Linked DNA regions of Homo sapiens: all the other regions are linked to region 1. Evidence: chromatin contacts called from ENCODE Hi-C or POLR2A ChIA-PET data. All regions are on one chromosome and are shown on one strand. The core of a region is the stretch at or near the end of the contact, and the rest is flanking DNA. Distances in the headings are between cores, read along the strand shown.

Evidence for each region. Hi-C counts contacts between places; a loop is a spot of excess contacts on that map. ChIA-PET counts read pairs that join two places held with the same protein, here RNA polymerase II (POLR2A). Pooled maps may share reads with other maps.
Region 2: a map of naive thymus-derived CD4-positive, alpha-beta T cell shows a loop between it and region 1 (7-fold over the local background). The contact joins the promoter of EEA1 here to the promoter of METAP2 in region 1. A Hi-C loop is called at or near these places in 1 of 168 maps with a recorded cell type or tissue (naive thymus-derived CD4-positive, alpha-beta T cell) and 9 of 50 pooled maps. POLR2A ChIA-PET finds 5 or more read pairs at or near these places in 2 of 52 experiments (CD4-positive, alpha-beta T cell and naive thymus-derived CD4-positive, alpha-beta T cell).
Region 3: a map of CD4-positive, alpha-beta T cell shows a loop between it and region 1 (9-fold over the local background). The contact joins the promoter of UBE2N here to the promoter of METAP2 in region 1. A Hi-C loop is called at or near these places in 5 of 168 maps with a recorded cell type or tissue (B cell, CD4-positive, alpha-beta T cell, CD4-positive, alpha-beta memory T cell and 2 more), 1 of 37 single-sample maps with no recorded cell type and 14 of 50 pooled maps. POLR2A ChIA-PET finds 5 or more read pairs at or near these places in 1 of 52 experiments (CD4-positive, alpha-beta T cell).

The regions. Positions count from the first base shown.
Region 1 is chr12:95,472,053-95,476,170 of GRCh38, reverse strand. It overlaps METAP2 (methionyl aminopeptidase 2), which reads right to left and starts at 2,019. Exons shown (of 11, transcript NM_006838.4): 1 at 1,841-2,019; 2 at 1-100. The coding sequence starts at 1,991. RefSeq lists an enhancer at 1,803-2,202.
Region 2 is chr12:92,927,110-92,931,227 of GRCh38, reverse strand. It overlaps EEA1 (early endosome antigen 1), which reads left to right and starts at 1,933. Exons shown (of 29, transcript NM_003566.4): 1 at 1,933-2,185. The coding sequence starts at 2,162. RefSeq lists a silencer at 1,464-2,543 and an enhancer at 3,644-3,773.
Region 3 is chr12:93,439,863-93,443,980 of GRCh38, reverse strand. It overlaps UBE2N (ubiquitin conjugating enzyme E2 N), which reads left to right and starts at 2,034. Exons shown (of 4, transcript NM_003348.4): 1 at 2,034-2,126. The coding sequence starts at 2,097. RefSeq lists silencers at 1,629-2,088, 2,169-2,378, 2,529-2,668, 2,699-2,818 and an enhancer at 1,499-2,136.

The DNA.
Region 1 (4,118 bases), core at 770-3,269:
TCTTCATCTCTTTCTTTATCTTCCAATGCTGATCTTTCCAACTGTCTTGCTACTTCATCCACTGAGGCTCCTGATTCTTTATCAGGTTCCTGTTCCCCTGCTGATCAAAATAAAATAGCAGAAATCAAATCTAATACAGACACTTTCCCACTAGAATATGCTCTAATGATCTTGGAAAACTTACAAATCCTTTCCTCAGGAAACAAAAACAGAAACATTATTGTGAACATAACAGAATTCGTTTAATGACAGAAAAATCTTCCATACCTACACAGTATTGTCCATTCATTAATTTACTCAACAAAATATCCATTACACACACTAGCAGCTAAAAGATAAACAGCGTGAACTGGTCTCTATCCTCAAGTAGTTTAACTTGTAATAGTGGTCAGCAATTAGACTTAACAAATACTTAAACACCAGATAGGTAATAAATGCTGAAGGCCTTAGGAAAAAGATTCATGTGCAACACCCCGGGGCAGCCTGGTTTCATGAATAAGGATATCACGATGGGCTGGGTAAAGTCAAAATAAATAGGCAAAGACAGTCCATTACTAAAAAACTAAAACGCTCAAATATCTAAGCACAAGACCAGGCCCCTGCTCTGGAAGTGATTATAACCTACCTATAAGAGCAATATGTTACATGCATTAATAGTATCAGGTAGCACGAAATGAAGTGACATTCTGGCTACTGGAGAGAATTCATATTAAGAAATACAACTGTTAAAAATACATTAGGATCAGTCAGCTTAACACCTTACAAGACAAACAGCAGTGTTTGAATTTCACTCGAAATCCAGGAACAGCCACCAGAGTAACAAATTTTGCTCTGGAAGAGTTCCAGCAACGCTACAACTCTCCTTCCATTCCTATCTAATCAAAATTTCAGAAAGATGAAGATTAGCTCTCTTCGACCTCTCTCAATTCCATCTTAATCGCTTCTGACTTCTCCATTTTCTGTTTCTCTGGCGATTTTAATTAGAAACAAGTAAAAATAATTTTTATTAAGGTGAAGGAGCTTGTGCAGCAAAAACACAGACTTCTCAAAATATGTAAGTTCCTAGTTCATAATATCCAACTGTAAACTCTCAGCAGTTCTCCTTGCCTTACCAGTGGATTTAGAGGTTAAGACCTCAGAAGTTCCATTCTGAGCCACAGAATATCCTATCTGCACTGCCTGCAATTGGTATCATAATTCAGGTCTAAAGGCCCTAAAGCTTGGCGATGCTATGGGATTAGGCAGGTGAAAATTCGTTATCACCACCACAAATTCTGCAATTAATGACATGAGCGCGCGGGCAAACACACATGTACACACACCCCAAAAGTGCAGGCTGCAACAACCCCAACGTGAAACGGGATAGTGGGAGGAGGTGTGCTCTCCATTACATTTGCCCACCCCCAAAGAAAATAAGTCCTAGCTTGCTCCAGCAAACCAGCAAAGACGCGGCAATACGGATCAGAATCGGATTTTTGAGGCGGCGGCCAAATCGCGCGAAAGATGGTAGGGCTGTGCTCTGCGCACAATCTCAAGACCGTGCCACGATGTGCGTGGGAGCTGAGTTCTGGTAATACAGGGGCTCGGGCCCAGCGACCCCAGAGGTACCACACGCCAACCTCAGGCACTCTTTTCTCCCCCACCAGCCCTCTAGTCCCACAGGAGGAGATGACGCCTCTTCTCAGACTAGGAATCTATAGCCCGGCTTTGCCACCCTGTCAGGCCCAAGAATCAGTCTAGTCGGGGCTCTGGGGCCCCGGTCCCGGCCCCCTCAACGGGCCTGAGCCAAACAGTTCAGCCGTTCCCGGAGGGGACTGGGAAAACATAAAACTCTCTTTACCTGCAGAAGGCCCTTTGCTCTTCTTCTTCTTTCGTCTTTTTTTCTTGGCTGCTTCCTCAGCCGTAGAGGCAGCTCCTTCTTCCCTGTCGTCTGGATCCAGGTCGCCATTCAGGTGGCTCCCGGAGGCCGCTACCTCCTCCACACCCGCCATGTTGCCCGAGAGAGCGCGAGGGAATGAGACAGAGCGGCGAGGGCCCCGATCCTTCTCCACCCGCCTACACCAGCCACGCCGGAAGCTGCTCTCGATGGTAGGGACGCAGGGAATGCTGGGACGGCGGAGGACTCAGCTGAGGGTGTCGGGCTAGCTTCGGGCCGGGCGTGCAGGAGTCTCGGCTTGGAGCCCCGCCTGGCTGGAGTCGACTGGGGCCAGACCCGACTGCTTCGTCCGGTGCCTCGGGCATTCCCGAAGCAAATCGGCAAGCGCAGGGTGAAGTTTAAAGGGGAAGTTGAGCTCTAGAGTCAGCCGGAGATACCTGTGGAGACGGGCAACCCGCCGTAGCAAGCGGCGTCTCTGCTGGAACGGAAATATTTTATATTTGCGTTTTTATAAATCACACAGGCAGTGGGGAAACGGGCTAAGAAATGTGTTCACTTGTACACATTTCTATTGTCATGACTCCACATATCTCTTAAATCTAAGAGATTTAATCAAATCTGCGTTGACATTCACAATCACAGCTCTCCGCGAGGCTCTGTAGGCACTGGAGAGAATTTTGGAAGCTGGAGTTCCGTGTTAGTTTATTGTACTACTCAACCCCGGACGGTTCAAGATGGGAACCCGTCACACTCCGCTCACTTTCCAATTCAGGACAAGAATGACAGGTTTTAACACACGGGGACACGGTCTCTCTCATTAATGCAAAAGATCACACTCCGTTTTCTCTATTTCTGGTCACCTTTCTTTTGGATTTAGGACGTTTCACCAGAAACTAATTGAATTTTGCCCATTTCTTTACTTCTTATGTTTTGAGCCTCATGTTCAAACCGCAGTTTGAGATTTAGTTTGTGGCGTAAGTGGATTGTGATTGGCTGCCTGCACCAACTCCTTCTCAATTTCTCCTGAATATGGCTTTGTCCACCTGGAGAGTTTAGGTGTTTTCATTAGTTTTAAACTAGGCACCAAGCTTCATGGGCATCAAAATGTCGTTAAGAGCCTTATTGCCAGTGAGTTTACAGTAAACCTCACACAGGCTCTGACTGCAGCTGCATAAATGTACATTCTCTGTCTTAAAGCTTCAGGCAGCACCTATCCAATAGTAATAAAAACTGTTCCTCTTATTCTTGTACAGATCTTTATCTCTTTAAATCTATCCCTATTTAGATTTTAAATTGTTTTCCCTAGTTGATTGCTGGCAATATAAAAGTTGGTAAACCGGCCGGGCGCTGTGGCTCACGCCTGTAATCCCAGCACTTTGGGAGGGCGAGGTGGGCAGATCACAAGGTCAGGAGTTCGAGACCAGCCTGGCCAATATGGTGAAACCCCGTCTCCACTAAAAATACAAAAATTAGCCGGGCGTGGTGGCAGGCGCCTGTAGTCCCAGCTACTAGGGAGGCTGAGGCAGGACAATCGCTTGAACCCCGGGGGAGGTTGCAGTGAGCTGAGATTGCGCCACTGCACTCCAGCCTGGGCGACAGAGCGAGACTCCATCCCCCCCAAAAAAGTAAATAAAATAAAAAATAAAAAGTTGGTAAACCAAACATAATACCACAAAAATAAAAATAGAAGTAGCTTCCATGTGTCCAAAATCCTTTAAAATGCCCGGCAAGACCCAGCCATATCTACTTCTCCAATGTCTCCACTCTCTTACTATTATAGCTCCAGCTCTCAAAGCTCTTTCTGACCTTGGAGCATTTCAAACTCACTGTTACTTTTATCTGGGCTGCTCTTTGCTTGGCTGACATATTCACTTATTCACTCATCCATCCATTCGTTCAATGCCTACTATAAACCTAGATCTGGCAATATTTAGAGAGCAAAAACAGAGATGATCCTTGTCATCATAGAGCCAGTTAACAAAAATAGACATCAAGCAATGATGCTAATAAAAGCAAATTTACAACTGCTGCTATGAGAGCATATTACAAAGGGACTTGCCTAGGTAGGATGGCCTGGTAGAGTTTCCTGAGGAAGTAGCAATTAGGCTGAGATCTGAAGGATAAATAGGCAAAGGGGAGGGGAAAGGTTTAGAGAGAGTATTTTTTTTTTTTTGAGACGGAGTCTCGTTCTATCACCCAGGTTGGAGTGCAGTGGCCTGATCTTAGCTCACTGCAACCTCCG
Region 2 (4,118 bases), core at 684-3,183, 2.5 Mb after region 1:
GAGTACACAGATTTTCCAATAATCCATCTAGCTCAGCTGTAGATGAGAGCCTATTATATTATTCAAAGGATTCTACATGAGAATTCCAGTAAAGAAGGTCTTAGCATGTAACATTAATAAGCAGTTTTAAACTTTTTTTTTTTTTTTTAAAGACAGGGTCTCATTTTGTCACCCAGGATGGAGTACAGTGGTGAGATCATAGCTCACTGCATTCTCAACCTCCCTGGGCTCAGGTGATCCTCTCACCTCAGCCTCCTGAGTAGCTAGGAACACAGGCGCATGCCACCACACCCAGCTAATATTTTTTTAGACGAGTTGTTGCCATGTTGTCCAGGTTGGTCTGAAACTCCTGAGCTCAAGCAATCTGTCTGCTTCCGTCTCCCGAAGTGCTGGGATTACAGGCATAAAATCAGTGTGCCTGACCCTAAACTAATTTTTGAAAAACAAACAAAAAAGAGAAAAAAAGTCACTTTTATCACCCCATGTCGCTGAGAATGTTTCCCATATTGTCTGAAAATAAAGCACCTCATGTTTAGAAAGATGGAAAAGTATGTTCTTTGTAAGTGCATTATCACTAGTGATTACTCATATATTAGCTGTAGGCATGACCGTGCTGCTGCACCATCGAGAGACACACACACACATAATAAAAAACCAAATATATTTGGGATAGAAATATCATATTACATTATATAATGCATTATACTTTACAAAACATTTTCCTATTCATTAACTGATTTGCAAATAATATTTAATTTTGTGCTGCTTTTCAAAAGATCTGGAAGTGCTTTCCAAAAAGCACTCCATTCATTGCTTCATAGGCTTCATTCAGTGGTCTGTTGGTTTTTTCTTTTTTTTTTTTTTTCCCTCCCAGCAAGGTTAGTTCCATTATTCCCTCTCCTTCCCTATTCAAGCAATATTAAAGGCTTCTCTTTTTCTACCAGGGTGTTAAGTTGAGCCTCTTGGCTGTGAATATTGGCAGAATGGTAGGACGCAGAAGCTGTGATTTCTCGAGTTAAATAATGACATCGTGCCTGGAGGTCAGTTCAAAGACCACGTCGTTTTGGCACGATATTTATCTGTGACCTCATTTTCTTCTTAATCTATAAAACAGAGGCGTTAATGACAATTTACTTCATAAATCGATTATCAGAATAGGACTTAAAATTCCTTAGGAGGTCAAGCACGGGCTTTAGAAAGTGCAACATGTGAACATCAGCCTATTAAAAATTGTTTTGATCTAGAAAAGACAACCTCAAACTTCTCTTGCCAATTCAAATTCCAGCTTCTTCCTACCCTTCTTTTCTAAATCTTTGCTTTCTCTTTGGCTGAAATTAGAAGCAGGAAGGGAGCAGGGAAAGGAAACCTGGGACTGGAAAAGGGCAGGGAAGCCCAACAGACCGGTTAAGCACGTCTGAGATTCTCTAGTCGGCTTCAACCCAGGGGCTAAGAGGCAGAGTCAGCGTTTCCAGCAGAAACTAGCATATAGCTCAGGCTCAATACCACGTCGAGTCAGGAGCCATCGCCGGAAGGGTCACACCGACACATTTTACAAAACAGCCTAAGGCGTCCCCTCCTCCCGCCTGGGTCAGGGAGGGACACCCCCAGGGGTCCTCGCCCGCCTCCCACTAGCGGGCACGCGGTCGTCGCGCGGGCGCGGCCCTCTGACGGAGCCCAGGCGTGCACTCCGCAGCCTCGGCGTCCCCCAGCTAGCCGGAAGAAGCTGCGGCGACAGCGTCCTGCCGCCTGTCTGTCACGCAGCCGCCCACGTTGCCACCGCTTCCGATTGGTCGCTGGCCTGGACCGGCCCCCTTCAGCCCCGCCTCCCGCGAATGGACAGGCGAGGGGCGGGCCCGCCACCGCCCCGCCCCCCGGCGGCCGCGGGCGGGCCCGCCCATCTGTCAGTTACGGGGGCTGCCCGGCGGGCGGGCTGGAGGCGCTCGCAGGCTGCCTAGTCGTTCGCTCGCTCTCTCTCGCGTGCTCCCTCTCGCCGCCTGTGGGGAAGTCGGGGCCGCCCGAGCGGCCGTCGCCACCGCCTCGCCCCGACCTCCTTCCCGGTCCCCTCCCGGCCCAGTCCCTCCCGCCCGCGCACCCCGAGTAGTGAGTGGCCCCGCGCAGGGTCTGGAGAGTCACCGCGGCGGCGCCGGGTGGTGGTTAAACCATGTTAAGGAGGATTTTACAGAGGGTAAGAGAGTGAAACCGTCTTTCTGGCAGCACGTGAGCGGGACAGCCGGAGCTCGGGGCCGCGGCGCGGGCGCCCCTCCTCAGCGCGGGCTCCTTCCTTCCCTAGGCCCCACAGCCCGGCAGGCGCTTAGGCCTCGGTCGCCCGGCCCGGGGGCGGGGAGGGCGGGTGGGGCCGGCGCGGCGGGGCGGCAGGCAGAGCCCTGGTGGCCCCGCGCGTCCAGGCCTGGCGCCCGCTCCGGCGCGGGGCTCCGTGTGTGCGAGCGGGCTGCGAGCTGGAGGGTGTGGTGCCGGCGCGTTCCTCCCGGGAACCCTGAGTGGGAGTGAAAATGGAGAGTTGGTGCCCGTGGGACGGGCCAGCCGCCGCCTGCCGGGCTGGAGAACGCCCCATGGGAGATTCGGGCGGCTTGCTTCGCCTTTCCCCACCCGCCGCACTCCCCGTGCCCCCCAATTTGACACGATGCGCACCTGCCACACACGGCCCTGCTTTCTCCTTTGGACCACAGTGGAGGGTGGTGTGGTGAGCCCCGGCCTAGCCTGGGCCCAGGCGTGGGACTGACACTGGCACAGTCAGCCGAGAAGGAAGATGTTACTCACTGTTGGAAACTTTTTTTTTAATTAAAAATATGTTTTCTGTGCAAGCCCCACTACCTTATTTTAGCTATCCAAGAATAAATCCGCAGTAAGCTTGATCAAGTGGTATATACACTTAGTTTCTGCCTGTGCTGTCTCTGAAATCTGGAAAACCTTGAGGATAGAAAGATTAGAGCATTAGAAAACTGTAGGTGTATCATTTAAGAATCAGTTACTAGAATAACATAATTCACATCTCTTTTCCTGTAAGAGTTATTGTACCTGTCAACTTAAATTTGTTTTTTTTTTTTGGTATAGCTTTTTTCTTTTCTTTTTGAGGCTGATAGGGTGTAACAAAATGTAAATGATTGAAAAGTAGGTGCCGAGCCTATTAGTTCTTTACCGAGGGAGTAGGATAACTAGTTCAAAGGACAAAAGAAATTAGTGAATTTGTAGGATTCAGCCGAGGAATGTGCGGAAGAGAGTTGAGTCATCCAGTAGATAGGAAGGGAGTGCTCTTGCTTCTGCCTAGCTTTCTCCTGAAAGAATGAAGTCATGTGAAACTTGGTCAGTTATTAGAGGGAGAAATAGTTAACTTCTTTATCTGACAACCTGTGTTGACATTTAATTGTATTTTGCAGTGTTTTGTGAATTTTGAAATCCCGGTAAGCGATGATTTTGGCAGTAACAAGGGCATGTCCTTTACTTTCCCCATCACTTCCTTAGTTCAGCAGTAAAGACATCTGTGCATGATTTACTTTCAGGCTTTAGGAGATTTTTCTTTTATCAGACCTGGAGGAACTGATTACCTCATGTTTCAGATTGTGTTTCTGTCATAGTTCTGCAAGTGAAAATTAGTTTGCCTGTGGTTTGCTTTGAAGTTTACAAATAAAAGTGTTTACTGGTTTAAGGGTAGCTCAGCTGTAGTTATAGATTGGTTTTCAGAAATATGGGATGCTTTCTAGTAATCTTGGTTTAAAGTTAAACATCGAGATTATATGAAGATCATTTTTAATGTTGGTGCATACCTATCAACTGTTAAAGAAGCTTCTGTTGAAACTACAAAAGTGAAATTGATTGTGGTTATTGCAGAGATGTGATATTGAATCATCACTTCTGAATAAGTCAGTTGACAACTGAGTTTCTTAACGTCGGCGCTATTGGCATTTGTGACTGGATAATTCTGCGTTGTGGGAGGCTGCCCTGTGCCTTGTAAGATGTTAGCAGCATCCCTGGCATCTACCCCCACTAGATGCCAGTAGCATTCCCCTATATCCCTTCCCCCTTGTGACAACCAAAAATAGCTCCAGATTTTACCAAATGTCCCCTAGGGGCAAAATTGCCTCTGGTTGAGAATCACTGTG
Region 3 (4,118 bases), core at 785-3,284, 2.0 Mb after region 1:
ATGGATTATGGTTATTGTGATGCCATTTGACTTCCACGAGGCCATGTGATTTCCACGGCTGGGTCAAAAAAGGCGATTTAGTGTCCATTTCAGCTTGCTAGAACACTTACTCTTGGAGCCCAGCCACCATGCAATGGGGAAGCCCAAGATGCCCCAGGGAGAGGCCCACTTGGAGTGAAACTAACAGCCAGCACCAACTTGCCCGCCTTGTGAACCATCATGGAAGCCAATCTTCTGGTTGCACAGGCTGATGCAGCACAAGCAGAGTGTGCCTTCCTGCCAAGCCCTGCCCAGACTGCAGACCTACACACTCCCAACACAATAGCACTCTGCCTTTCTGCCTACCAGCATGAATTATCCTGGGTCCTCTATAAAATATTCTGAAAAGTATCTTTGTCCAGTTTCATTTACTTTTGCAGATTCTTCTAGTCACAGAACCACCTATTGCAGACTTCTGGTTATTTGAAATTCTCATTATTACCTCTGAACCTTGGCTTCTCATCTAAAACGTTCTGTTAATAATAGAGACTACTTCATCTGTTTCATAATTGAATGATGTATTAAATTTATTAACCATTTAGCATCGTGCCAGCACAAAATATTTCTTATTGTTCTTAGTAGGTTTCTTGTATTCAGAGTTCCAGTTTCTTTAGTGCACTATTTTTTCTCTCTCATAGCTCAATGCCATTTCACAGGCCATTTCCTATGCTTGGCATACTCTTCCCTACAAGGTCAGGTAGGTTCTTACTCATCATTGAGGACTTCACTTATTTAAGAAGGCTTCCCTGAGTTCTCAAGCAGTTAATGCCTCTCTGCTAAAATAGCACCTTGGAGGAACCTGTATTACAGACAGCCCTTAACACATTGGATTGTAACTAATTGTTTACTGGTCTCTCTTCTCCATTGGAATCTAAGTTCCTGGAAGGCACGGTCAGTCTTGTCTTCATTTATTCACCATCTACTGTCTGTTAGTGTGCTAGGAAACACTGTGGTTAAGTAGTTAAGGGCCAGGTCTTGGCGGATCTGCCTGGGGACAAAACAGCTCCTTGGAAAAGGTTAACTATCTAAGCCTCATTTGTAAAATGGAAACAACACCTCCTCACGATTGCTGTGAAGATGAAGTAAAGTGCTTGCAAACAGTCCATCACACAGCAAACCATCCGTCATCAGGATAAAACGCTTCCCCAACAATTCAATTTTCGGGCACCCCCACTCTAATTCTCTCATAGGACCTCGCACTCTATAGGTAATCTCTGCTTTACGGATTACTCTGGGTTCTTTAAACCTCTCCTTGGTCATTCGTCCTGTTAACAATTCTGAGTCTCAACCTTTAGGTCTAGGCGTTCAGAACCATTCTTCCCGCCTCCAACTCGCTCCAAACCCTTTTCCTTCAGCCTACCCTGGGCCTAGGGGCGTGTCAGAGGTCCGATTTATACAATTTAAACATCAAAACTCCCCCAACAGCGTGTGAGTAACTGGAGAGACCCCCAGTCAGAGCTTTGCCACCGAGTTTCGGTCTTGCCCTCCCTTTGAGGAAGGAGCAAGACGATGAGCCCCACCTCAGTCGTTCACTGCAGAGCCAGCAGGGAACGCGCGCAATGCAGGCTGAGCTGAAAGAACGAACGCGTGAGCTGAAAGAACGAACGCGTGAATGAATGAATGGGATACGTCGTAGGCCAGGCCTCTGTTACGTCGTCCACCGGCGCGGGCGTGGCCACGGTTAAGAGAGACGCGCGCGCAGTCGCGCGCGGGTCGTGCCGTACCACCGTCGCGGGCAGGCTCGGCCACGAGCGCCAGAGCCCCGCGCCTCCCCTCGCGGCCTGTCCCAAGTCCCTGCCCCGCAACAGAGCGTCACTTCCGCCATCCCCGGCAGCGGTTGGGGCGGGGCGCACGGGGGAGGGGGCCAGGTCGGAGGGAAGCCCGCCCGTGCCCGAGCCCGCGCCCGAGCAGGGACTACATTTCCCGAGGGGCCTCGGCGGCGGCTGCGGCGACGGGCGCGGCAACGTCCCCCGGAAGTGGAGCCCGGGACTTCCACTCGTGCGTGAGGCGAGAGGAGCCGGAGACGAGACCAGAGGCCGAACTCGGGTTCTGACAAGATGGCCGGGCTGCCCCGCAGGATCATCAAGGTAACCGCCCAGGCCGGCCTCCAGCTCTTCGCTCTGCTCTCGTCGGCTCAGCTGGGCAGGCAGCGCGGCCTCTCGCCTCCTTCGGCCCGCGGCCCGCTCTGGGAGGCCCGAGGCGGCGCGGAGAGGGGTTGGCCGCGGCGGCGAGGGAAGTCGGGTGCTGAGGAGGGGGCGCCGGGGAGACTTCCGGCCGCGGCGGGGCAGCCGGACAGCGGGGACCCGGGGCTTCCAGGCGGCTGCCCGGCGGGCCAGGGAGTGCTGTCCCACGCCCCGGCGGAGGGTGGGGCGGCAAGGCTGGGGGTCTCTGGGCTTGGGCGCGGGCCTCCATAGCTTCTGAGACCACCCCCCCGCCGGAGGCCGCGGGCGCGCGGGAATCGCGGCGGGGCTCGGGCGCCTGGTGGGGATTGTGGCCCGACAAGGTCCCTCGGCAGCCAAGCCCCTCTTCTCCGCCCCGACGGGGCCGCGGAGGTGCGGCAACCGCGGGTGCAGAATGAATGAACCGGGAGGGTCAGGCCGGGCGGGGCCCTGCGCCCCGGGAAGTGGCTCTGGGAGGCCCGCGCGTCCTGCCGCGGTCAGCACATGCTCGCCCCTGGTTGCCGCGGCTGCCTGGGTCCCGGGACGTGGGGGCCCCGCGCCCCGCTGCCCTTGCTTCCGCGATCTCTCTCTTCTGAATACGTTTCCGCTCGTTTATCTCTGCGAAGTGATTTTACTCTGGTTGGCAAACTCTTTCAGAGCTGTTCCGAGGAAATAGTTTTAACACAAGGCTGGGGGAGGGCCGCAGTTATGGGGGATTCTCTTTCTCTCTCCTCTTCTCTCCTCTCCTCTCTTTTTCGTAGATATGAGGCCTCGCTATAGTGCCCAGGCGGCTTCCAAAACTCCTGGCTTCAGAGATCTTCCTACCTTGGCCTCTGTGGGGGATCTCGTGAAATCTTTTGCCCCTCAATTTTGTGCGTTTTAATTATTAATTGGCTGTTTATGAATACTGTGTTTTGACAAGTATGTATGGAACCATGACATTTTCGATTCTTTGATTTTGTAAAGTCTTAAGGAAATATCGACAAGTCTTCAGACGTGAGATATTCCTTGTCATCACAACAACTAAACCTTAAATTTTTGTGTCGGTTTTTATGAAGGAAATTAGTTGCACATTTATGTGACTAAATGCGCCAGTTAAAGTGACTCAATTGCAGCATCATTTTGCTTGATATAACCTGGTGAACGTGTATGTTAATCTTGCTCATTCTTGTGAAATCTGTGGGGAGATGCATACTAAGTGGAAGACCTGTTAGGCTTCGAGGATGATGTACTGTATACTGCTTCATCCAATTGCATTTAAATATATCTGAGATGAGGGAGATGTCACTGACCTAAGGGTGCTGATGTAGAGAAATAAGACGTTTTTGTATGGTAGAAATTCTTAGAAATGAGAGAAGTAGAACAGATTGTCAGGGAGCACTGGAGTCTAATAATGTGAATCTTCATAGTCCGAAATTTGTTGTGTGTGGATTTATCTAGGATTCTGTCCAAGGAGTTTTAATTGTCATATGTATTGGCAGGTCCGTACAACGTGGTTTTAGTTATAATGCAGTCACATGGTCCCCAAAGGTCATGTTTATTGAGGCCCCAGTTGAAAAATGAATAGGGAGTGATAGAGCCATACATCAAATATCCTTGTTTTCGTTGTTACTTAGGTTATTGACTAAGTACATAATGCAAGTTGACATTCATGATAATTCTCTGAAATACATAGTGAACTAAACATTTAACACGCATTTTTCTATTTTTGATTATGAAGATATGCCCAGTAATATGAAAGCCTTGGATGAAAAAATAAATTCTGTGGAACCTTGTTTATAAATTTACAGAAATGGTTTAAGGCAATAAGTTGAAGTCCTCATGATTCAATCCATTTGGCACACAGTAATTTACACTGGGCATTTACATTTTGCTGTTGAAACTAAGACAGTAACTCATACTGTGATATATAATCTTAAT